2 separate regions of the Homo sapiens genome follow, and region 2 is linked to region 1. A link is a loop called in an ENCODE intact Hi-C map of the cell type or tissue named here. Cell type or tissue: IMR-90. All regions are shown on one strand. Links, peaks and the distances in the headings refer to the core of each region. The heading gives the core; the rest is flanking DNA.

What was found. A loop is a pair of places that touch in the nucleus more often than their neighbours do. Peaks named below come from ENCODE experiments on the same cell type or tissue, not always from the same donor. Only the 100,000 strongest peaks of a DNase experiment are listed, where the experiment ranks them.
Region 2: a loop joins it to region 1, with 6 times the contacts of the local background. A loop is called at or near these places in 5 of 110 quality-filtered maps.

The regions. Positions count from the first base shown.
Region 1 is chr4:140,009,309-140,017,571 of GRCh38, forward strand. The region is part of intron 1 of MAML3 (mastermind like transcriptional coactivator 3); the gene reads right to left. It overlaps LOC124900783 (a long non-coding RNA gene), which reads left to right and starts at 2,327. Exons shown (of 3, transcript XR_007058278.1): 1 at 2,327-8,263. In IMR-90, for the core only: a CTCF peak has its summit at 3,511 (motif pointing right); a DNase peak (open chromatin) is centred at 3,593.
Region 2 is chr4:140,605,251-140,613,513 of GRCh38, forward strand. No RefSeq gene overlaps it. Among named protein-coding and RNA genes, the nearest start is that of UCP1, 40 kb to the left of the region's middle. In IMR-90, for the core only: a CTCF peak has its summit at 4,957 (motif pointing left); no DNase peak of the experiment used is centred there.

The sequences.
Region 1 (8,263 bases), core at 1,549-6,548:
AGTGTCTCTGTTTTTTGTTTTTTAATTTTCTATAGGACAAGCTTTCCCGCTGCCCTCCCATTCACAGATGTTCCCGATCCTGACCCACTTTCCCTAGTCTGTACTACAGTCCAGTGGAGAATGCACTCTCTCAGCCTTTGTCTGTGGGCAATCTTATTCTTAGCAAGAGATCTTTTCCTATAATTTTTTTTGTCCTCCATTAACCATGCTGACCAATGTTTAAGAATCATTACATTAGTTGGTTCTTCCATTCAACTGTAACATGCTATAATAATATTTTAAACATCACTTCACTAAATTCTCCCTAAGTCAAGGAAACTATTCTGAGCAATCCAGGCACAAGATTTAATTGCATTGATTTAATTCAACAAATACATAAAGAGTACCTGCTGTGCACCAGGAACTATTCTAGGAGTCAAAGATACAGAAGTGAATAAAGAGACAAAAATCCCTGTCCTTAAGGAGCTGACATCTGAGATGCTTGCCTAGATTCATAAGAATCTGGGAAGGTACTTAGATTCACAGGAATTTTATCAGTTCAAGCTAAACTCATTTGGGATAGAATGTATCTTCTCATAATATCATTAATTAGACATTCTAGGACTGGGCTTACCACTGGTTTAGCAAATGGCTGGATGGTATAGAAAATTAAGCAACTTTGGTTATCCAGAGAAATTGTTTTCAACTTAGACTGTGTGGAAATAGGCATTGCTTTTATTGGGTGCTTCCACATCCAAAAAATTTTGTTTTCCATTGCAAAGAGGTAATTTTACCCTTACATGTATGAGAGTACCATCAAATCTACAACATAAAGTGAAGGAACAAAGAAAAACGTCATTCTTGATTCTCTACTATGCTTCACTTAAAAAAATTAATGTGTACCACAAATATGAGGGCACTGGTTAGTTCTAGACTTTATTGAAATGGGCTCATTTCACTTGATCCTAACCTGCATATCTGGCATTCAGCAGAAGGAACAAATTTAAATCAGATGTTTTGACTGGGGTGACTGGAAATTTGTACCACTGTTAAGCACACCTATACACACACACATATTTATGTTTGTGCCGTATGGTGTTTTTTAAATGTCAGCGTTCATTGAAAGTGAATATGTAACTATATGTATATTTGTTGGTATAGTCATATTTGCTTTTTAATTCCTTCTTTTCATCGGGGTAGATCAGTTTAAACAATTTAAAAATTAGAACCAAGAAGTTTTATTTAAAGAAATACTATTTAAGTGCATTGCTAACTAGAAATAAGTCAATAAGTGTTGCCCAGTAATACGTTTTTAAGATGTCTACTTGAACTTATTTTGTTGAGTATGTTCATATACTTACAACAGTTTCATAAGGTCTGCTCATGTTAGGAAAAATCCTTTAAGATCAGTGAAAACAAAAAAAATGCCAAAATATTTTGAAACGGGGTGCATTTGATAAAAATATCAAGCTATTTCTAACTTGAATTAAGGGAAATGAATGACATAATGATCCCATTAAACAATATACATGAGGCCAGCCGCAGTGGCTCAAGCCTGTAATCCCAGCACCTTGGGAGGCCGAGGCAGGCAGATCACTTGAGGTCAGGAGTTCAAGACCAGCCTGGCCAACATGGTGAAACCCCGTCTCTATTCAAAAAGTAGCTGGGCATGGTGGCAAGTGCCTGTAATCCTGGTTAACTTGGGAGGCTGAGGCAGGAGAATTGCTTGAACCCAGGAGGCGGAGGTAGCAGTGATCCAAGATTGCACTGCTTGCACTCTAGCCTGGGCGACAGGGCTAGACTCTGTCTCGAAAAAAAAAAAAAAGTGTGTGTGTATATATATATATATACACATATGTCATATATATTTATATATATGACATATATGTCATATATATTTATACATATCTGACAAATATATATTTTGTTATATATATAAAGTGTGCATATATATATATATATATATGACAAACAGACCCAAAAAACTTTACTTTGATGACTTTACCAAACAGAGAAAAGACATTGATTGGTTTTACTCAAGGTTTTCTTGTTTTGTTTTTTTTTTTTTGAGACGGAGTCTCCCTCTGTCGCCCAGGCCGGACTGCGGACTGCAGTGGCGCAATCTCGGCTCACTGCAAGCTCCGCTTCCCGGGTTCACGCCATTCTCCTGCCTCAGCCTCCCGAGTAGCTGGGACTACAGGCGCCCGCCACCGCGCCCGGCTAATTTTTTGTATTTTTAGTAGAGACGGGGTTTCACCTTGTTAGCCAGGATGGTCTCGATCTCCTGACCTCATGATCCACCCGCCTCGGCCTCCCAAAGTGCTGGGATTACAGGCGTGAGCCACCGCGCCCGGCCGTTTTCTTGTTTTTATGGGAGGTTGAGGAGTGGTTCAGGTGAACTAATGGCCTTAATGATTTTTACTATTGCTTCAGGTTTGGCTAAATACATCTAACCTCTCTGCCTGTTTGTGCACTGCAGTTTCTGTATATGCAGAGGACAGGTGTTTTTAGTATACTAAGCACTTTTCTAAAATGCAATTAATGATTCATTCTCATATTTAATCCACTTTAAACATTCCACCACTGAAAAAAGGTGAAAAGGGAGGAAAAACTTTTTTATGGAGAATTACAATGGAAATTTCTTCCTGCCTAAATTATTAAAAGTTCCAAATTAGTAAGTCTAAGTTCATTTTTATCATACATTACAGAAGTGATCTAAATCTCAAAAAAAAAAAAAGTCTACAGATGTTTTAGGCAATTACCTATTATGTAATGCCTCTTCAATCAGCCATATTTTATTGCAAGGAAGGGGTCTTAAAATAGAAAGTTTTGAAAAACAGGGAATTCTTATAAGTTTGGCAACCCAAAAAATTTTATTTTGGAGCTATTCAATGAGAAAAAGAAGATAAAAGAATTAATGTTGTATAGAGTGAAAAACAAGTTTTGCTTGTGAAATTTAAGCTTTGGTTTGGTTTCTACGAGGTAGAAAATAACCTGTTATATTTTATGTGTCAGAGGACATAAATTATGAGTGTTATAGGCTGTAGGTGACAGACATACCTGGAAGGTCAACGAGACTCAAGATCTCTGTTGTCTCAGCATGCTCCCTCTTCCCAGCCTCCTGTATGCAATCAGTCGTCCAGTTCATCAGTTCTTTCTTCCTCTTGCCTACAGTTCTCAGTTTCCTCCCATTCACTTTACTCCTGTCCAAGGCCAGCACTTAGGACTTCACACTTGTATTTCTAAAGTGACCACCACATCAGCTTCCTGTCTTCATTGTCTCATGAACTTCACCACCAAATAAAATGTTCCTAAGTTCCATCTTGGGCATTTGTTTAACAGCCTTTCTATAGACCGCTTTGCTTAATAATTTAAAATCTGTACCTTTTTACCCAGCCAGTCAAGTTTCCCCAGGATCTGGCCCTAACCACCTCTTGAGGTCTAGGTTCTATTCCTCTCCTTCATCCTGAGTCTAATTATGCAGATATCCAATGAGACAACTGCCCTGGCACCATCCCATAGGGGGCACTGAAACACCACTAATCAATTAGAAATACAGCGCCGGTTAACTCAGGTTTCTACCCTCAAACTCCTTACTCATTGGTAAAATGTAAACAAGAGCCATTCCCATAAAAGCACACAATATACCCTGAGCAAAGAGATCAAGTGCCGGTATCCACGGAAATGACCTCTATCCGTGGTGCGTATGACTAATCATATCCAATTATGAGTGCTTTTTAAAAAATGAAAGACAAGTCCAAATAGGTTAAAATGTCATGTTGCATTCCCAGCATATAACAGACATCTTATTTTGAAAATAAAGAAAGAACTATTTGGGTATACCTATTTTATTAATAGAAAACCATTCTTTCCTTTACTCTTCCACTAGAAAATGTCAAATATTTAAGGAGTCAAATGATTAGCTCATCAGGGGCACGCACGCATCTCAGTCCGCCTTCACCCTTGCCATCTTGTCTCCCTACAGTCCATGAACACAGCCTGCATTCTTCCCCTTGCCTATGCATATGCCGTTTCTTCCTCTGGAATATCTTCCTTACTTTTCCCTCAGCCACCTGCAATCCTAACTGTTCTTTAAGATGCAAGTGATTTTCTACATTTTTCCATAACATCCTCCTCACTCTCACTAGCCATTAAGTAGTCTCTGTTACCGCAAATCCTATGTTATCTCTGACATGATACCACACTGTCTTTTGTGCCCGTTTTTCTTTTTCAAGAAAAAATATACACCTACCTCATGCCAAACTTTTTTCTAAGAGTCTTAAATGCATTTTTCCATGTATTCTTCAAAATAACCTTTGACACTATTATTTCCATTTTCTAGATGAATAAACTGAGCTTTATGGAAATTAGATTACTTGCTCAAAGTCATACAACCAAGAAAAAGCCTGATTCCAATCCAAGTGTGTCCATTTCTGGAGCATGAGCTCTGACCATAATGCCATAGGGCTTCAGTCTTACTTCCCCATCCCCAGTGTAAATTCCTTCATTACTTGAGGACAAGCACTGTGTTTTGGGTACCTAGGTGCCTCTCCACAGTCCCCAATAGAGAACCTTTCTGGACCATAACAGATACTCAGCAAAGGTATATAAATGATGGTGCTGAGATTCTTTGGACCTTCTGATAGGAATGCGGTGTGGATCCCATTACACTTTCAGCTGTTCTGAAAGCACTTGAGAATGGGATGAGGCTTCTTTCAGTGGTATGGGCAAAGCCAATCGCTGCAGGAGCAACATTACAGATGCTCCACAATGTGGAACCATCTTTCTGTGATCTCCTAAATTGGCCTTATATATTTCACAACTTTTACATCTTTTCTAGTCAACTTCTTTCTAAATTCTTCTAAAGGGCTCATCATCTAACACTATTCTGACTTCCCAACACTGTAGTAAAGCAGTAAAGCAATGCCATATGCTCATTTGTTAAGCAGCTTGACATAAATATCCAACCAACCAGAGAGTAGAGAAATTAAAATGACAAAGCACGATAAATGATCAAAAAATATAGATGTCCAAAAGCCGAATGTAGACACAATTTAAAATTAGAAGACTCATCAAAGTGGGAGGGGCTGGAAAGATTAGTTACATGTTTATTATTGCAAAAACTAGGAACAGCCTAAATGTCCAAAAGAAAGGGACTGCTTAACTAAACAATGGTGTGTCCAAACAACGGAATACCACACAGTCATCAGAAATTAGTCATTCGACAAATATTCATTGAGTGCCTCATGTACATGAGGTAAATGAAAAAGAAATGATACCTGCCTTCATGGTGCTTAGAGTCTAAATGATGATACAGAAGTATATATAATGACAAAAACAATTTTATATTGCTGGGTGACGTGGTAGGTTACAATAGAGTAAATCTGTGTGAATTAGTTTTTTTGTTGTTGCTGTTGCTCATAACTTGAAGATATATTTGTTCTGTGTTCACACCTTGCCTTGAAGATGTTTAAGTTCAGCATTAACGTCATAGGAAGTGGTAAACTTCAATCACTCCCTTCCTTAGGGACACTAGGATATTGAAAAGACTAAAATACTGAAAGACCTAATTATATGTGTATAGGAAGAATGGAAAAGCTGGCATTATTTCATAAAAGTAGACATCCAAGTGAGTTGGTCTGGCAATATTAAATTTTACAGAAGAAAGTAAAGTTGCACATTCAAATTAAAACTGAAAAGTATTTCAAAATTCAAAAATTCAAAAAATTTAAAAAGTAATTAAAAATTTAAAGTGAAAATGAGGCAAGTACAAATCAAATAAAGATTAGTTTGAATTCCAATTGAAACTAATTTTCAGATAGCTCTTTGAAATATATATTCCCTGTAAGCATACATTATTTTAAAGTATGAATTAAAAGTCTTCCACTGACCAATTACAACACAGAAGTATTGTCTACTGATGCACTTTTTAAAAGAAAAAAGTCAGAAAAAGAAAAGCAAAGTCAAGTACGCAAAGAAAAAAGAGAATGAAATTTAAAATCATGAAACATCAATAAAAAGGATGTCTATCACTCTGGGTTACCCTGTTTTGCATAAGTCCTGAAGACATAACTAACTAGCAAGAACAGAAGCTCTATAATTTCTTAAGGTAAAAAATAATAAACTATAAGATTTATAATATTCGAACTTCTTTACTCTTCAAATTCTTAATTTTTAGAAATGGAGAGAAACTTCCTCAAATTGATGAAGAGCATCTAAAAAAAGTCTATCATTAAAATAGTTATTGTTGAAAGACTGAATGCTTTCTCCCTGATACCACGAACAAAGCAAGGATGTCTGTTCTCACTCCTGTTATTCAACAAAGTGTTGGAAGTGCTAGCCAGGGCAATAAGGCAGGAAAATAAAATTAAAAGTATACAGATGGGCCAGGTGTGGTGGCTTACGCCTGTAATCCCAGCACTTTGAGAGGCCGAGGTGAGTGGATCACTCGGGGTTAGGAGTTCGAGACCAGCCTAGCCAACATGGTGAAATCCTGTCTCTACTAAAATACAAAAATTAGCCACATGTGGTGGCACACGCTTGTAATCCCAGGTACTCAGGAGGCTGAGGCATGAGAATCGCTTTAACCCAAGAGGCGGCAGTTGTAGTCAGCCCAGATTGTGCCACTGCACTCCAGCCTGGGCAACAGAGCAAGACGCCATCTCAAAAAAATACATAAAAATAAAGGTATACAGATGAAAAAGGATTGGTTCCTGTTTATGAATGACATGATTGTGTAAATGGAAAATCTCAAGAGATCTTTAAAAAAAAAGGACCTCCTAAAACTAGTGAGTCCAGCAAGATAACAGGATACAAGATTAGCATACAAAATATAATTTATATTTCTATGTCCTAGCAATAAATATGTGAGCACCAAAGTTGAGAATAGAGTACCATTTACACTTACTGAAAGATGAAATATTTAGGTATAACTCTAACAAAACAAATACAGGACTTATGTGCTGAAAACTAAAAAATTCTGATGAAAAAAACCAAAGAAGATCTAAATAAATGGAGAGGCATACTGCATTAATGGATTGGAAGACAACATAGTAAGATGTGACTTTTCCTTAACTTGATACACAAGTTTAAAACAGTTCTTACCAAAATCCCAGCAATAGATTTGTAGATGAAGACAAATATTCTAAAATGTATGTGAAAATGCAAAGAGACTGATATAATGGAAGCAATTTTGAAAAAAAGAATAAAGTAGAAGGCATCAGTGTACCTGATTTCAAGACTTACTACTGTATATAGTTATGGTAATCAAGACTGTGGGGTACTAGTGAAGAGACAAACACTAGATCAATGAAACAGAATAGAGAACCCAGAGATAGATCCACCTAATACAAATATGTTCAATTTATTTTTGACAGTTGCAAAAGCAATTTCACGGAGGAAGGACAGACTTTTCAACAAATGGCCAGAGCAACTAAACATTCATTGGCAAAACAAACATAAAACAAAACCAAACCAAAAATACCCACCTTTACCTAAACCTCACACCTTATACAGAAAGTATCTCAAAACGGATCACAAACTTAAATGTAAAATGTAAAACTATAAAGATTTTAGGAAAAAAAGTAAGAGAAAATCTTTGGGAGCTAGAGCTAGGAAAGAATTCTTAAAGTCAACACCAAAAGCATAACGAGTCAAGGAAAATTTGGTAAGTTTTGTTCTGTGAAAAATCTTTTGTTCTGTGACAGATTCTCTTAAGAGAACGAAAGAACAATCACATGTTGGGAGAAAATATTTGCAAACCATATATCTAACAAGGATTTCTATCTAGACTATATAAAGAATTCTCAAAACACAGCAGTAAGAAAACATTCCAATTAGAATATGGGCAAAAGACTTGAACAGACATTTCACTGAAGATGACATACAGATGGCACATAAGCACACAAAAAGATGTTCAACATCATTAGCCACCAGGGAAATGCAAATTAAGGCCGCAATGAGACATCACTATACACTTAGCAGAATGGCTAAAATAAAAAACAGTGACACCACCAAATACTGGCAAAGATTTAGAGAAATGGACCATTTGTACATTGCTGGTAGACAAGTAAAATAATACAGCCCCTGTTGAAAATAGGCAGTTTCTTTAAAAACTAAACATGCAACTACCATATGACCAAGCAGTTGTACTCCTGGATATTTATCCCAGAAAAATAAAAATTATATCCACAGAAAACCCTGTATATGATTGCTCATATCAGTTTTATTCATAAATAACCAAAACCTATAAAAAACAAATTATCTTTCAAGGGATGAATGCTTA
Region 2 (8,263 bases), core at 2,128-7,127, 600 kb after region 1:
TTTTGTTGTTGTTGTTGTTGTTGAGACGGAGTCTCCCTCAGTCACCAGGCTGGAGTGCAGTGGTGCGATCTCGGCTCACTGCAACCTCCGCCTCCAGGGTTCAAGCGATTCTCCTGCCTCAGCCTCCCGAGTAGCTGGGACTACAGGTGTGTGCCACCACGCCTGGCTAATTTTTGTATTTTTAGTAAAGACGGGGTTTCACCATGTCGGCCAGGATGGTCTCGAGCTCTTGACTTCGTGATCTGCCCGCCTTGGCCTCCCAAAGTGCTGGGATTACAGGCATGAGCCACCGTGCCTGGCCCATATGTACTTTTAAGATATAGATTTTCAGGAGTCCCAACTAATAGTTTGGGGCATCTTCTAGGATCTCAACTCCTTGGCAGACTTTGAAATAATTTTTATCTCCCTGTTCAGAGAGAATACCTGAAGTTTGACTCAGCTTCCTAACCTGCTGCTTTGCATGTTAAGAGTCAGAAAACGCCTTGAGGGGTACCCATTCAGAGTTAACTTCTCCATATTTACTTTCTCTCCAGGATTTTGGCTTCTTACATCCTTGTTCTCTTTTCATTCTCAAACCACTACTTTTATTTCTCTAACATCAAGAGACTACCAAAAGCTCTGTTCAGCATCTTCGCCTCTTTGAGAGCCATTTTGCTTGGCTTCTGAGCCTCTTGCTCCTGCACTGATGAATAGTTGACAAATTACTTAAGAGGAAAAGTTGAGAAGAATATGGCAATCACCTTTATGCATATTCCTAAGGACCATCCGCTCGACTTAGATTTAGCAGAAAGAAGGTAACTCTGGTTTTCAGAAAATAAAAACCCAGATATTTTAGTTAGGATTCTAGTCTTTATTTTAGCCTCTTTAGGATGTTTCCAGTCTAAGGATTGAGTCTAAAGACTAATACCCACAGGAAAGTTTCAAATACTTCTGTTTGACCAAGGGTGGCAAAGACCTGGCACATGTGTGGCTATTTTTCTATCTGGCTCCAATTGTGGTTCTGGCTAAGTGATCATGGCACCCCTTTTTTGTGACTCCAGAAAATGTGTTAGAATCCTTACCAACAAAACACACAAGCCAGGACTTGGCTTACACAAGAAACTTGTCAGACATGCCTGTCTTCGGCATTAGGCTTGCGATTGGGCTGCTTGTCATGAGGTGAATAGTAACGTCATTCAGGGTGTCAGCCCAAGGCTAGAGTCATTGATTAGATATCTGGTTGTGCACAGCATTGGTACAGGACCCAGGCATATAACTCAGTGTCTTCTCCACCTCTTCTTGATCCTGCTTATTGTAAATGAAAAATAAAATTCCAGGTCCCCCAACCATCTGAATGGATCCCTTATCTCAACCAAGGGCATTCCAAAGTTAACCTGAAAAACGAGTTCAGGCCTTGATGGGAAGGTGGTGTTGGACATGCCTGATTATACCTCCTCCCTTTCAGAATTACTGATGGAACAGATTAATTAAGTCTGATAAGAAACATTTACATTCTTTTCTCCCTGAAGCCTTGCTACCTGGAGTCTTCACCTGAATGATAAAAGCCTGGTCTCCACAATCCCTTACCTCAACCTGGACGTTCATTTTTATTGGTTCCAAGTCTTTAGATAATAACCAAATGCCAATCGCAAAATCTTTGAACCCACCCATGACCCGAAAGCACCCTCCTACCCACCACTTCCAGTTGTTCCACCTTTCCAGACTGAACCAATACACATCTTAACATGTATTGACTGATAGCTTATATCTTCCTAAATTACATAAAACCAACCTGTAGCCTGACCCCCTTGGGCGCATGTTCTCAGGACTCCTGAGGGCTGTGTCATGGGTATTGCTCACTCATATTTGGCTCAGAATAAACCTCTTCAAATATTTTACAGAGTTTGACTTTTTTTGCTGACATTTTGTATAGTGGTAGAGTCCAATGGTGAGTTTGTAAACTGATTTCATACTAATGAGTTAGTATTGTAGTCCCTTTTAAAAGAAATATTGCTAACCCAAGCTGGCCTACCCAAAGCATGTTTGGGTCGGGGAAGAGTACACATGGAGGCCCTAGGCCCACCCCCCACCATTTTTTATCTCACTGTGGATGGCGTTGTGCATGTGGATGTGACACCCCAGCTTATATATAGAGGGTCTGTAAACAATCCTCCCAACAGGGAACTCCTAGGCACCCTTCTGCCCAGGGTGCCATGCCTAGGTACATGGCTCTGCTCTCACGAGCATGAGGAGAAGACTGGGCAGGTCCTAGGAGGGACTCAGAGCTGTTTGGGCAGGGTAATGGGATTCTGGTTACCAGAGTGTGGTCTGGACAAGGTGACTGGCACAGTCCCCCTGACATCAGTCTCCTTGGTCCTTCCAGAGCAGTGCGTGGTGGGGGCAGCATAGTCAGAGTGGCTGGACAAGGCAGAGCCCACTAAAGCCTGAGGCCCAAGGCAGGACACCAACTGCCCACGTCTGAGGACAGTACTAAACCCAAATTGCTCTGCCTAGTGGCATTTCAGGCAGTATTATAAATAGATATTGAAAAATACAGGCAGAGTGAAGAACAGGTAACTCAGGGTAGTCTGCCCACAGGCTTAGCTTCACTAAGCCATTTTACTAATTTTCTTCCTTTCCTCTTCTTGGGAATCAGAGAGCTCACAGAAATCTCCAGGCTTGTTTTTTTTGACTCACAAGACTTTCAAATTGGCAGCTGCAGTTAGTGAGGAGGGAGGGAAAAAGATAGAGATGGGAGTCCATTTAGGAAGGACAGAGATGTGTGTGGGGAGGGAACATTTATTCCCAGGAGAGGGCTCCAGTGATCTGTGCTCCGCTTTGCTGACTCTTTTGCTACTCTTCCCTTTCTACCCCATCCCCAGGCTCTCAAATTACAGACTTTAAACTGGGCATAGTATGTCTTCCCATTTCCAAACTGTCCGTCTGTAGATGGGGAAGGAAAACCGTAGAAAATATCCATGGAAGTGTAGACAAGTGACTGTGTTACCTGCTGACGCCTGGTTCAGGTAGCTTGGCCCTGTTGCTCCTCTCAATACCTTGGGGTCAGTCAGAGCTAAAGGTGACAGTCAGAAATAGAATGTGTAGGCTGGGCACGGTGGCTTACGCCTGTAATCTCAGCAATTTGGGAGGCCAAGGCAGGTGGATCACTTGAGGTCAGGAGTTCAAGACCAGCCTGGCTAACATGGTGAAACCCCATCTCTGCTAAAAAATGTGGTGGGGGACACCTGTAAACTCAGATACTCGGAAACTGAGGCAGAAGAATTGCCTGAACCCGGGAGGCAGAGGTCGCAGTGAGCCAAAATCATGACACTACACTCCAGCCTGGGCAACAAGAGTGGAACTCCGTCTAAAAAAAAAAAAAAAAAAGATATGGAATGCGTAGCTGGGTGCTGTGGCTCACACCTATAATCCAAGCTACCTGGGAGACTGAGAGTTCAAGACCATCCTGAACAACATAGCACGACCCCATCTCTTAAAAAAAAGGAAAAGAAAAGAAACAGAATGTGAAAATCTCTAAGGGGGCTGGCCTCCTTTACTCTGGATGTTCTTGAAATTCAGCCTAGCTCTTTTACTTAGTGAGCTCTTTATGTCTTTCTCCCACATGTGTACAGTTCTCTCTCTCTCTCTCTCTTCCTCTTTGTCTCACCAAATCTAGGAAAGAAAATTATCCTACTTTGTGTGCTGGTGGTGTTGTCTGTGAGCTTCTTAGTGGAATACTGGAAGGCCCACCCTGCTTCCATCTTTCTGACAAGGTCCAGGCTGTATTGTTTTAAAAGTAATGCCCTTGGCTGGGTGCGGTGGCTCATGCCTGTAATCCCAGCACTCTGGGAGGCCGAGGCGGGCGGATCACGAGGTCAGGAGACCAAGACCATCATGGCTAACACGGTGAAACCCAGTCTCTACTAAAAATAATAATAATAAAAACAATTAGCCAGGCATGGTGGCACGCACCTATAGTCTCAGCTACTCTGGAGGCTGAGGCAGGAGAACTAATTGAACCCGGGAGGTGGAGATTGCAGTGAGCTGAGATCATGTCACTGCACTCCAGCCTGGCAGCAGAGCAAGGCTCTGTCTCAAAAAAAAAAAAGAAAAGAAAAGAAGAAAAAAAAGTAACACCCTTGAATCCTTAAACAATTGTCTCATTTAATTTGGATCATTTTGACCTTTAAGTTTCTTTATTCAGATCTTTAATATTTTTAAGGGAGCTGTTAAAAGAGGAATTGAGTTTGCCTCCTTTGCAGAGAAAATTAAAAGTGTACCATGACACTGAGTGCCCTTGGAGAGGGGGAGATCTTTGGAAGTTTGAAGGGTGATCCTAGAAGGTGCTTTTGTACGTGATTGTAGAGGGGGCAGAGAAAAAAAAAATGGCCTCCACCCATTGTGTTTCTCCATGAGCTTTGTGAGTGAGGCCACTGGGGAGTCACCTGTTCCCACAGGCTGGCGCTCTGATGGAAGAGTGCCAGTTAGGCAGGCCATGGAGGAGGGCTCTGTGACCCATGAGACACTGGCACTGCAGGAATATGACGTTGGCAGTGTTTTAGGAGGGGATTTTGCCAGCTTAAGGCCATGAACCCAAGAGGAAATTAGATTTTAAGCAGAAATAAAATCCTGTGGAAATATTTAATGTTAGGTGATGTTTGCATCATGAAGGACATCATCTCTCTTCCATTGAATCTTTTCCTCTTTTTGTCCGTGGCTTCCTGTGTCTGTAATAGAATAATCCATTGTCTCTGCTGAGTGCTGTCTGGAGCAGAAGCTTTTGTCAAGCTCTTCTTGATAATATCATTTCAGTTACACTTGAATTCAAAGCTCTTCTCTCTTTTTTTTTTCCTAAGTGTCTCTAGCATTAAGGGAGGAATGGATCCTTTTAGTTTTGACCACAGAAATAAAACTTCAATCAGAACATGTTGAACGCTGGCTTCAAATTTAGTCACCAGGAATGGTCTTTAGCCCAACATTACCCCCTAGTGGGATAAAATAGAATAGATATTAATGAGGTTATGTGGGATGCATTTGAATGGGTGTAACTAGATGCTCTGGCTTGGGCCTGCTCTGTGACAGATACAAGTGGCTGTTAAGGCCCCATGGAAAAATGCATCTCCCCAGCTCTTTGGAAAGCCACTGGCCTTCAGTGAGCGTGGAGCAATTCCTTCTGCTTAATAACCCCCTCTTTCTCTTTCATTTTATTCTCTCGTTGTTGTCATAGTGAATGGCATTTAAGAACTGGAGAAACAAAGCACAGAAGTCATGTGTAAAAAGTGTAACAGATTTGATTTCATAAAACATGCACACTGTCATATAATGCAAGACACCAAAAGTTAGAAGGCAAATTCAAAAGAACCTAAAGGAGCAATAAACATTGTTTAAAGTAGCCCATAAATGTGTAAAATATTATGTATCGATTTAAAAAATTCAACTGCTTCACTGTGAAAGGAATTTGAATTAAAATGAAATATCATCTTTTATCCATCAGATTAGCAAAAATAGAAAGAGTGTTAATTTCAAATGTTGCTGAAGGTATGTAAGAAGGGAGCACTAGCTGTTGATGGGAATGTAAACAAGTGAAGGACTTTTGAAGGCAATTTGACAGGATCTGTCATGACTTTAAATGGACATATGCTTTGATCCAGCAAGTTTACCTTTTCAATCCTATCCCCAAAAGATATTCTTATATATGTCACAGATCTCTTTACAGTAATATTCCTTGCCACAATGTTTATGATAAGAAAAGCCTACATATAAGTAAAAGTCCATCAACTGAGACAGAGGGTGGGGCAGCATAGGTGTAACTAAATAAATTACGGAACATTTCCTTTTCATGGAATACTGTGCTGACATTAACATAAATGAGACAGAACTCCATATACACCTATGGAAAAAATCTCCATGACCCTCAGGTGAAACATGAAATCACGGAATAAGTTTTAGTTTGATTCAATTTTTGTGTGTATGTTTTAAAATCGTGTATGTGGCCAGATGTGGTGGCTCATGCCTGTAATCCCAGCACTTTGGGAGGCCGAGGCGGGTGGATCACAAGGTCAGGAGATCGAGACCATCCTGGCTAACACGGTGAAACCCTGTCTCTACTAAAAAATATAAAAAATTAGCCAGGCGTGGTGGCGGGCGCCTGTAGTCTCAGCTACTCGGGAGGCTGAGGTGAGAATGGCATGAACCTGGGAGGCAAAGATTGCAGTGAGCCAAGATCGCGCCACTGCACTCCAGCCTGGGCGACAGAGTGAGACTCTGTCTCAAAAAAAAAAAAAAAAAAACACCACACACACACACACACACACACACACACACACACACACACACACACACAAAACACAAAAAACGCGTATGTGTATGTAGACACATATAGAAATTTCTAGAACAAATGAAATTCAATCTATTAATAATACTTACCTCCAAGGAGAGAAGTAGGAGTACAGAAGTTAATAAAGGAAGACTTTCTTTCTGCCTCACTTCTTATTGGTCAATCTGGGAATTCATTTTGCTGTGTCTGTGTATTACTCGTATGGAAAAAAGTAAGCAAAAATAAACACTATTATGTGATATTCATACAGATGAACGATATTTCAAAGGAAACTTCTCTACTATAAGACAAAGAGAGTTTAAATTTAGCATAGCGGCAAGGCTAAGCCCAGTGACAAGTCCTTCATCAATTGTCTTTTTTTTTATTTCCAAGAAATCTCAACACATGGGTAAACATTGTGCTGGAGAAATGAATGGCTCTGTAATTTCCCAGATAGTCAGAATCTTTTTCTGGCCTCGTGGCTTCATCATTGCCTGACTCAGCATGTGTACTCAGGGCCCCTAGAGTGAGCCATGGTGAACCAGGTGGTGAGAGTTGCAGGGAGTGACGGTGTAGGCTGAGGATTCCAACTACTGTGTCTCTTCACAGCAAACACCTGGACATGGGCAAGCCACCCAAGAGACAGTTTTGCTCTAAAATGGTATTTTTTGCCCCTTCCCATTTGGAGCAAAGATACAATTCCAAAGAAGATTCTGAAATATTCATGTTAACCCATGTATACTATTAAAGCTATTTCATCTTACTCATTTTCAAAAAAGTTTATAATTTCATAGGTTGCTTAAGTCTTTTAGAAAATCAATATACCCAGGTTAACTCCATAGCAGCAGCTATTTACAAATTCTCTTGTTTATGAGACAAGCTGTTGAAACAACCCAGTGCCCTATCTCAAAATATTTTGCGTTTTTATCTTTTCATAGACTCTTCCAAATATCTTCTCAGTTTACATGAGCATTTAAGAAGGATCTGGCAAGTTCAAGTATTACTTCCTTATTTACTTCCTCATTATTAAGTACAGTTCTTTATTTCTCACAGTGAGAAGAGATATTGTGTTGCATTACACTGAAAATACTGCACAATTCAATACAAATTATAGAGTTATATTATCCAAATTCTGCTGCTAGGGTTTCATTTTTGTCCTTTGAAATTTCATACTGATCACTTCTTGGTTTATACCAAACTTTCTTTCACTTTTGAAACTTCAAAAGTAAATACTCTTCCCCATTTCCTACTCTTAGGTCTAAATTTGCAGCAGGAATTGAAGGAGGGATTGAAATATTGCACCTGGCTCATAGAATTTGACAGCATGACAAAGGATGCTGTAAAATATGAACCAAAAGGGGAAAATGAATATACTCTAATACCTTGGATATTTTTGGTCCTTTACCTGTTAGGATACCAACCAATGTTGAGAAATAGTATATACATAGGTAGTGACTGATCATAAACTTTCATATATGCTTGTCTATTATCCTGTAGGAAGGTGGGATGGTGAGAGGCTTAAAACAGAGGAAAACATGATTACATTAAAGTTTTCAAAAGATCACATAAGCGATAGTTTAAAAGAATAACTGAGGAGTGTGAGAGGGAGGACTAGGGGCAAAAAATAAAATGGCAACAATCCAGCAACCTTTGTTGCAATCCAAAAAGTTTGTTTCAAACACTTGCTACAAACATTCATGTACACATAGGAAAGTGTGACATGATGAATTTACAGACTTGCGCATTTCTATCTTGCTTGCCAACAATTAGAAGAGTAATTATATCACACACAGATTGACAAATAGCCAAAGGGCCATTTTAAAATGCTGCCTTTCAGTCTATCATTGATGCAGTGTTAGGTTGATTCCATGTCTTTGCTATTGTGAATAGGCTGGATGAAGAAAATATGATACATATACATCATGGAATACTATGCAGCCATACAAAGAATGAGATCATGTCTTTGCA